Regions from separate parts of the Homo sapiens genome. Here regions 2 and 3 are each linked to region 1. A link is a loop called in an ENCODE intact Hi-C map of the cell type or tissue named here. Cell type or tissue: heart left ventricle. All regions are shown on one strand.

Evidence for each region. Peaks named below come from ENCODE experiments on the same cell type or tissue, not always from the same donor. Only the 100,000 strongest peaks of a DNase experiment are listed, where the experiment ranks them.
Region 2: a loop joins it to region 1, with 5 times the contacts of the local background. A loop is called at or near these places in 14 of 110 quality-filtered maps.
Region 3: it touches region 1 in a loop (4-fold over the local background); 14 of 110 quality-filtered maps call a loop at or near these places.

What each region holds. Positions count from the first base shown.
Region 1 is chr3:173,396,817-173,399,316 of GRCh38, reverse strand. NLGN1 (neuroligin 1) reads right to left here and starts at 1,573. Exons shown (of 7, transcript NM_001365925.2): 1 at 1,254-1,573. In heart left ventricle, a CTCF peak has its summit at 1,353; DNase peaks (open chromatin) are centred at 1,136 and 1,536; H3K4me3 peaks cover 2,500 bases; H3K27ac peaks cover 1,519 bases; H3K27me3 peaks cover 480 bases.
Region 2 is chr3:172,816,199-172,818,698 of GRCh38, reverse strand. It overlaps ECT2 (epithelial cell transforming 2), which reads right to left. Exons shown (of 25, transcript NM_001258315.2): 24 at 1,862-2,008. Among named protein-coding and RNA genes, the nearest start is that of ECT2, 67 kb to the right of the region's middle. In heart left ventricle, no CTCF peak of the experiment used is centred here; no DNase peak of the experiment used is centred here; H3K27ac peaks cover 630 bases.
Region 3 is chr3:172,808,285-172,810,784 of GRCh38, reverse strand. All of the region lies in intron 22 of ECT2 (epithelial cell transforming 2), which reads right to left. Among named protein-coding and RNA genes, the nearest start is that of ECT2, 59 kb to the right of the region's middle. In heart left ventricle, a CTCF peak has its summit at 1,455 (motif pointing left); no DNase peak of the experiment used is centred here.

The DNA of each region.
Region 1 (2,500 bases):
GAAAGATTGACTCCCTCAATTTCTGCTTATGTTAAGAGGATTGGGAAGACTAACTGCAGAATAGCAGGCTTACAGAAAACAGTTACTTCTTTTAATCAAACCATGTAATCAGAAGGCCTGAGTAATGATTAACTTCCACTTTCTCTGTGAATCACTCAATCACTCTGCAGTGCAAGTAGACTTAGATTCATTCTCTGCCAAAGGCACAGTAAATTTAATGTTTTTGCATTTAACATTTAATATTTTAAATATATGAATGGCCCTTGCTTCTGAGCTCATTTCAAAAACCTTGTGTTCTGCTAGGTTACAATGGCTGATAGAAATGCTGAGACATTTTATAGGTTTTACACTCAAACATAGGTACACATACCCTTTCTCAGTGACATTTTAATATCTATGATCCTATTAATAATTGAGCACAATTAATGGTGAGAAATGCATTAAGACCCTGTAATTTTCATGTACAGCATGACAACTCAATTGACTTAAGCAAAAATAGTCTACCGGAGTTTGAGTATAAAAAGAGGGAAAATGAGTATATTAACTACCTGTAAAAATGCAGAGTAACAGATACTGGGTTAACTATACGAATTCACGTTTCCCAAGTGTTATATGTATCACTATGGCCCTGGAAATGCAAAAAGAAATAGTACCTTTGTGGAGGCCAACTGTTCATGATTTAGAATTATCACAAATGAATCAAATATTGGACATGTAATATCCCTCATCTCTATAACACACTAACAACCTCCTCTGGAAGAAATTATTCCCAATGCAAAATCTCAACCTAAATAATTTTAAATTCAGGTGGTTTTTCATTTCTACTCACAAGGCATTGTGTTGAGGCGGGCAGGAGTCGGTGGAGAACGGTTTAAATGTTTGGAATACCTTCTCTTCCCAGGAGAGTTTATTGCCCAATAATGCATAATATATTAGTTGCTCAACGCGGGGGATCTAGGGAGTGACATCTTGACTGGAAACACACAGATCTGAAAACCACCTCTCAGGAAACGTTGTGGGGAAGAAGAGCAACTTTCTTATCCCTGTCAAACTAACCGGCGGAACCAACCCCAGAACTAGCCGGAGGGCCTGGGGAGAGCAGAAGGCTGAAAGCAGCTCCTCTGCGCTCCGCCGAGGGTTCAGGCAAGGGTTTTCTTCTGGAGGCGGCATTGTTCCTCCATCTGCTCAGCCTCCGTATTTCGCCAGGAAACCCTCCCCGCTTTCTCGTAATCTGTTCCTTATTTCTTTTGTACCTCTCAGCCGATTTCCATGCTCTTGGTCTCTGTGGTCCCAGGGCACAGCTCTAGGGTGAAGAGCTGCAGTGACTGGGGCGCCGCTCTAAGGCTTTGGAGGCGACTGCACTCCGCCCGGGCTCTGGCAGCGTGAGCGCCGCACAGTCGCTCGCTCCCTTCTCTCCGGTCTCTCCGGCTCGGACGGGCTCTCCCGGCCTCTCATCACCCACTCCGACTCGCCTTTCCTGCCGTGTCTCCCCACGCCAGCTCCGCGCGCTCGGCGCTGGCCGCCCGGGCGCGCTCTCCGCGCCGCCGCCTGATCCTCGGCTTACAGCCGCGGCGCTCCCCCGCCCGCCCACAGGCCGGGACTCCGAATTGAAGGGTCAACCCTCCGCGGGGAGGCGGGGAGGAGCGGCGAGGAGAGCTGGGGCAAGTGGGGAGCCGCGGGTGGGGGGACTGACGGGGGAACGGGAGAGTGAGGCCAAGAAGAAAGAAGATGCATCTGCTCCGAAGACGCCAATGAAGAAAGGACAGAGGGGGCAGGAGTGGAGTGGGGGAGAGAACGCCCACCAGGAGGGTGGGCAAAACGGGCAATTTACAAACTGCCGGGGCTGGAGATGCCGCGCGGAGGAGGAAAGAGGTTAGCGGCACAGAAGAAGAAATGAGGGGAAGTTCCCACATCTCCCCAAAAGGTCACGTTTGAAAACCGTGTCCCTTGAACGGGAGTTAAACAAGCGACTGGCCATGGTGTAAAAGGTGGATTTAAAAGGAAATTTAGTGTCATGTACTTATTTAGACACGGCTTCGTCTCGCTCAACTCTGGCAAATTACCCTCCAAGTAAAATGTATTGGTTTTATGCAGAAACGGAAGGCGAATCTCCTCCACTGTGGACTCCTCCTGAGATTGGTTTGTTTGCTGGTTATCTTTCTTTTTAAATGAAAAAAAGCGTTTGGGAGCTTCCATGAACCCCAACGCTTAAAAAAAACCACCCAGTTTATTAAAGTTCATTATTTTTTATTGCTTTTATTTTCATCAGAGGATAGGGTGAGGGACTGGCATCTTCAGATGTTTAAAACACTTATTTAGGTAGCATTATTTTTTATAAAGGACACGATTTCCTAAAACCGCCAGAAAGGCTATTGGAAAACTCAGCTACTAGCCTGGGAAAGAGAGACGCATTTAAACTCAAATAGACGATTATACCTCCAGCACCCCCCACCCCCACCCCAATGGGATTGGAAAAGGGTTGAGTTTACAGAAGAGAGAG
Region 2 (2,500 bases), 580 kb after region 1:
CTAGTATCTCTGAAAAACTAGCTCGGAAAGCAGAATGACGTACAGATTGAAACCAGGAGTACTGAGAGCGCCCACCAGTAGAGTTTAGGCGCTGAACATAAACATGCTTAGTAAATCCAATTACATTGCTTGTGGAAACAGAATGGGTAATCTGTTAGAACAGAAACAAGCAATTGAGAAGATGACATTAATGTCTTGAAGGTATTTTAGCTGCTTCTTACATATGCTGTCTATTAAAAGTGACATAACCATAAATAAATTAATTTTCTAAAATTTTCTATAAAATTCATTTATTTTCATTTGAAAGATGAAAATGTTTACAATAGTTGCTACAGGTGGCTTCGAGAAAGCTATAATCTAATTTTCACAAATTAATGTTTATCTGCATTTGTCAATTTTAATTGGCCAAACTACTTTGCATATATTCATTTTATCAACTAAATGCAGCTTCTCTCCCATTGGTTAAGATTAATGTTGATGAAAAACCTGTATAAATACACTAATAGATTTAGCCATAACTCTTTGATGTGTTAACTGAAGACTTTAAGCAACTTTAAAATATATATTTAATGAGTATTATTTATGTGTCTTACCTGCGGAAATTTTATAAATAAAAAGAAATCACTTATAAAACTCAAGAGCACTCACAATGTGCCAGGTACTGTTCTAAGCACTTTACATATAATAACTCGCTTAATCCTTATAACTACTTAAGACTCACTTTACAGACAACGAAATTGAAACAGATTGTTAATAACTTGCCAAAACACATACAGCTAGTAAATAGCAGAGCAAGGATTTGAACACTAGGGTTCCAGAGTCCATGCTCTTAATCACCACCCAAATTGCCCCTCAGTATATAACATCATCTGCAAAAATGCAGTTGAGAGAATAAGAAACTTGCTACAGGACACACAGCTAAGAAATGACAGTCACTTGCTTTTCTTAACTTCAGTAGGTTAATAATTTTATAAAGAACAGATATTTCACTCAAATACTTAGTAATAGTAGTATTAAATATCTAATAATAATTCTGAAACTGTTGGAAATTTGGATTGTTCAGGAAACACTTTAAATATACATACATATATATACAATATACATGAATTTAGAACTCGTATCATCCTCTGAAATACAGTTTCAGAGATTATATTCTACTCATCACAAAAATAGTAAAAGGAATAAAACTCGGTCTCTGCTATGTCATTGGAACCGATCTGTATAAACAGAATCATAGCTATTTACATTAGTAAAGTGACAGGCCAGATTGAAACGCGTTTCTTTTCTCAGAGATTTTAGAACATATTTCAATCCCAGTAAAATTTCCTATCAAATAAACTACACATTAAGTATGTCTCTAGTTCATTCATAGTAGGGTTTTCTCAGTTGCCTTTACCCAATAAAGAGGTTAGAGGTTTGGATATAAATATTTAAAAAATGACGTATGATAGGATGCCAAGGTTTAAAGTGCACTAGGGGAGAACTCCTCTCCCCTAGCATCATGCTTTCCATGCTGATTCTTCAGTGCTAGTGTACAGAGCTGTGCTGTCCTTCCAGGAGCCACTAGCCACTTGTGGCTATGAAACCCCTGAAACACAGCCAGTCTGAAATGCAGCCAGCTTTGTAAGTATAAGGTGCACCCCACATTTTTAAGACTTAGTACATAAGAAAGAATGAAAATATCTCACTGATAATTTTACATTGATTCGCATTCAAATGATAATATTTTAGCATACTGGGTTAAATAAAATTATTAAAATTTTTTTAAAATGGAAGAAATATTTCCAATTTTTAGAAGTTAACAAATTCCATAACAACTTCATAAATAAGTCATTTACCCCATTAAATCAAAATAACTTACTGCTAATGATGATGTGCTAGAAAGACGACTCATTACATGCTTATCATTGCTGGAAGGACTTCTTCCCTCCACTGAGCCGTGGGATGTCATAAGAGCCCTTCGAAGAGCTCTTTTTGGAGTTTTGGAGAAAGAGAATGCTCTTGTAACCTAGAGTTTAAGTTACAATTAGTTAAACCTAGACAAATTCAATACAGCTGATGAGAATATTTAAACATAAAAAAGCCAAATATATGGCAAAAGTTTTTCTACTGTACTATGTGGCAGGATTAGAATCTCTTTGGCACAAAACAGTGAGGAAATTTGTAGACTATTTAAACTTTCATTTAGAGAGCACTGCAGTCCAATGGAAGGAGGAGGAGAAAAGAAATCTAGCCTGGGAGAGAAGAGACCTAAGTTCTTCTCTGATTCAGCCAGTCTAGTTGTGAGATTTCTAATCCAAAAATCCCCTCAACCTCCATTTCTTTATTGAAAGAGTGAAGGAATTCACTTGAATAATAATCTAACATGTTTTTCTCTTATACATCATAAATGTTAAATGATAGGAGATACAAAAATTATTAAAATACAAAGCCCCCCCACCAAGGGAAAGAAAACAAAACTTGTAAATCTAGCAGTAGAGAATATGGCTGTAAATCTCTC
Region 3 (2,500 bases), 590 kb after region 1:
ATTCCCAGGAAATTTTCTAGCATTTGACATCTTAAGCCAATTAACCTGTTTACTCGTGAGTTATGAGACACTTCTCCCCTTTCCCTAAGCTCTCCTCTTACCCTAGTCTTCAAACCCCCAGATCCTATCTACTATCACGTGTCCCCTCCCTTTAGCCTGTGCCTCAGTGTTTTCCTCAAACTCTATAACTTAGAGCTTCTGATTTGGCCAAATTAAAGTGGTATCAATAACAGACATTTATACTAACAACTTACTAGGTATGCCTAATAAATGGAAGAATAATTATAGTTTTAAATACAAATCATACTAACTTCATTATAAATATTATTGGCATACAAGCACAAACTTTTAATATATGTCCAATCGTTGGTCTATTTCTCATGCAGTTAGAAATTCTACTTACAAGTTTAAAAACTCAGAATGAAGATTGCAACTCTTAAGTAGCCAATGGTGATTTATTTAACCATTGTAGGATAAGTTTTGAAAAGTTTTGAAAAATTTCAAAAGAAATATAAAGGTAGCGGCAAAAGTACTAAATTGTAGCACATGGCATTTAATTATCAAGTTACTTTTAAACTAACCAAACTTCGGGAAAGGTTATCGTTGCTTAAATTTACTTATTAATAAAATTATACTTCTGACATTAGAGGTCAGAAATCATAATGGCCTCCACAAAGCTACCAGCTTATCTTAGGCAATATATGAATGTTAGAGTACAGACCATGCAATTAAAGGTTACATGTTGGCAAGAGACCAAAAATACATACATAAGGATTCTGAGACATAAGATCTTCAATAGATTTAAACTTTAATCCTTAGATTCTGAAATAACAAAATATGGGACATGACATCCATGGGGAGAAAGTCGATTAAGATGCTTCGACCAAGAATCAGTCAGTCATGCTCTTGGCCTTAGGTTCAAACTTAATGGTATCAGATTAACTTTTCTTTCAGCCTGATAATTTTAACTCTTACATCATTAATGAGCGGACACGACAAATGAAATAGTATAGAATAAAATAGTTGTGCTTATTAGTTGTGCTTATTTTACTCTTTTAATTAAGAAAGCTCAGGTTACTTAGGGTACCAAAAAATTATATATATACAGGGTACCAAAAACAAAAATTACTAATTCAAAGAATCAGAGATTTTTATATCTTTTTACATCTTTCACGTGTGTGTGTGCGTGTGTGTGTGTGTGTGTGTGTGTGTGTGTAGATATACACACACATTATCTTCACAGGAAAAATTCTCAGGGCTTTATAAACATTTACTATATGTAGAACTTTAAACGCAGGAAAGGGCTCAACCAAAGTCACCGAGTACCTGAATTTACAAACGTATTTCTTAAGAACAAAATTTCAATAGATTGAAAGAATTTTGTAGTGTAAGGATAAGTCAGAACATAGTTAAACGTTTGCTGCCATCTTGTGGCTAATTTTACTTATGAATTTCTTCCATATGTTATTATATTTCAGTTCTAGTACTATTAGCCATCATGTGGCTAGTAATTCAATAGATTATAAGAAAAATTTTCTGTTAATGTTTCATTTCAGTATTAGGGTTATAAGTTTGGAAAGGACTCTATAAACTATCTAGTCTGACATTCTGATAAGAGCAGGAGTAATTTCTGCATTAAGGAACTTCTACAGATAAAACCATTTTATATATGGATACCTAGAAAAAGTGGATGGATACCTACAAAAAAAAACCTTACAATGAGCAGTTTTGAAAGATTTATAACAAAAGTGGTCTCCATCATTTTTCTAGCTAGCATTCTATTGTATTTGTTAGCATTGTATTTCCCTCTCTGAATCTTTTGTGCAACAATTTTTTATTTATAAGAACATATTATTGGTCCATAGAAATCTAAACACACACACACACAAACAAAAAGTCTGATTATTGTTCTAAATACTTTGGAAGGAGGTTTTCATCAATGAATACTTACTTTATAAACCACATTAAACCTAAATGTCTTCCAAGGTTTCACACTTAACTGTAATTACATGTTTCATTCCCACAGAAACACCCAATGCAATCTCAGTTACAGTACCATTGTACCGAAAAGGGTCATCTATTATATCCATATATTCTCTTCAATCTATGTCATTTGTGCAAAGAGTAAGAGGTCTATATCTGTCTATCACATGTGTCTCTCTCATATATAGAGAGGAAGAAATCAAATTATCTTTTAGGGACCTGGATTTCATCCAGGGATACCTGATTTCAGGCAAGTCATTTAACTTCCCTATTTTGATTCTCTCATCTATTTTCACTTTAATCTGTATAGTATAATGATAATTATATATTTATGATAGCATTTCATTTTTAAGAGGTTCACATGAGAAAAATAGATTGGCAACTTTCATTTTCAACTTGCTTTCAATAAGATTTTTTTTTTTTTTTGGCCAGGCACGGTGGCTCACGCCTGTAATCCTAGCATTTTGGGAGGCCAAGGTGGGCAGACTGCCTGAGCTCAAGAGTTCAAGACCAGCCT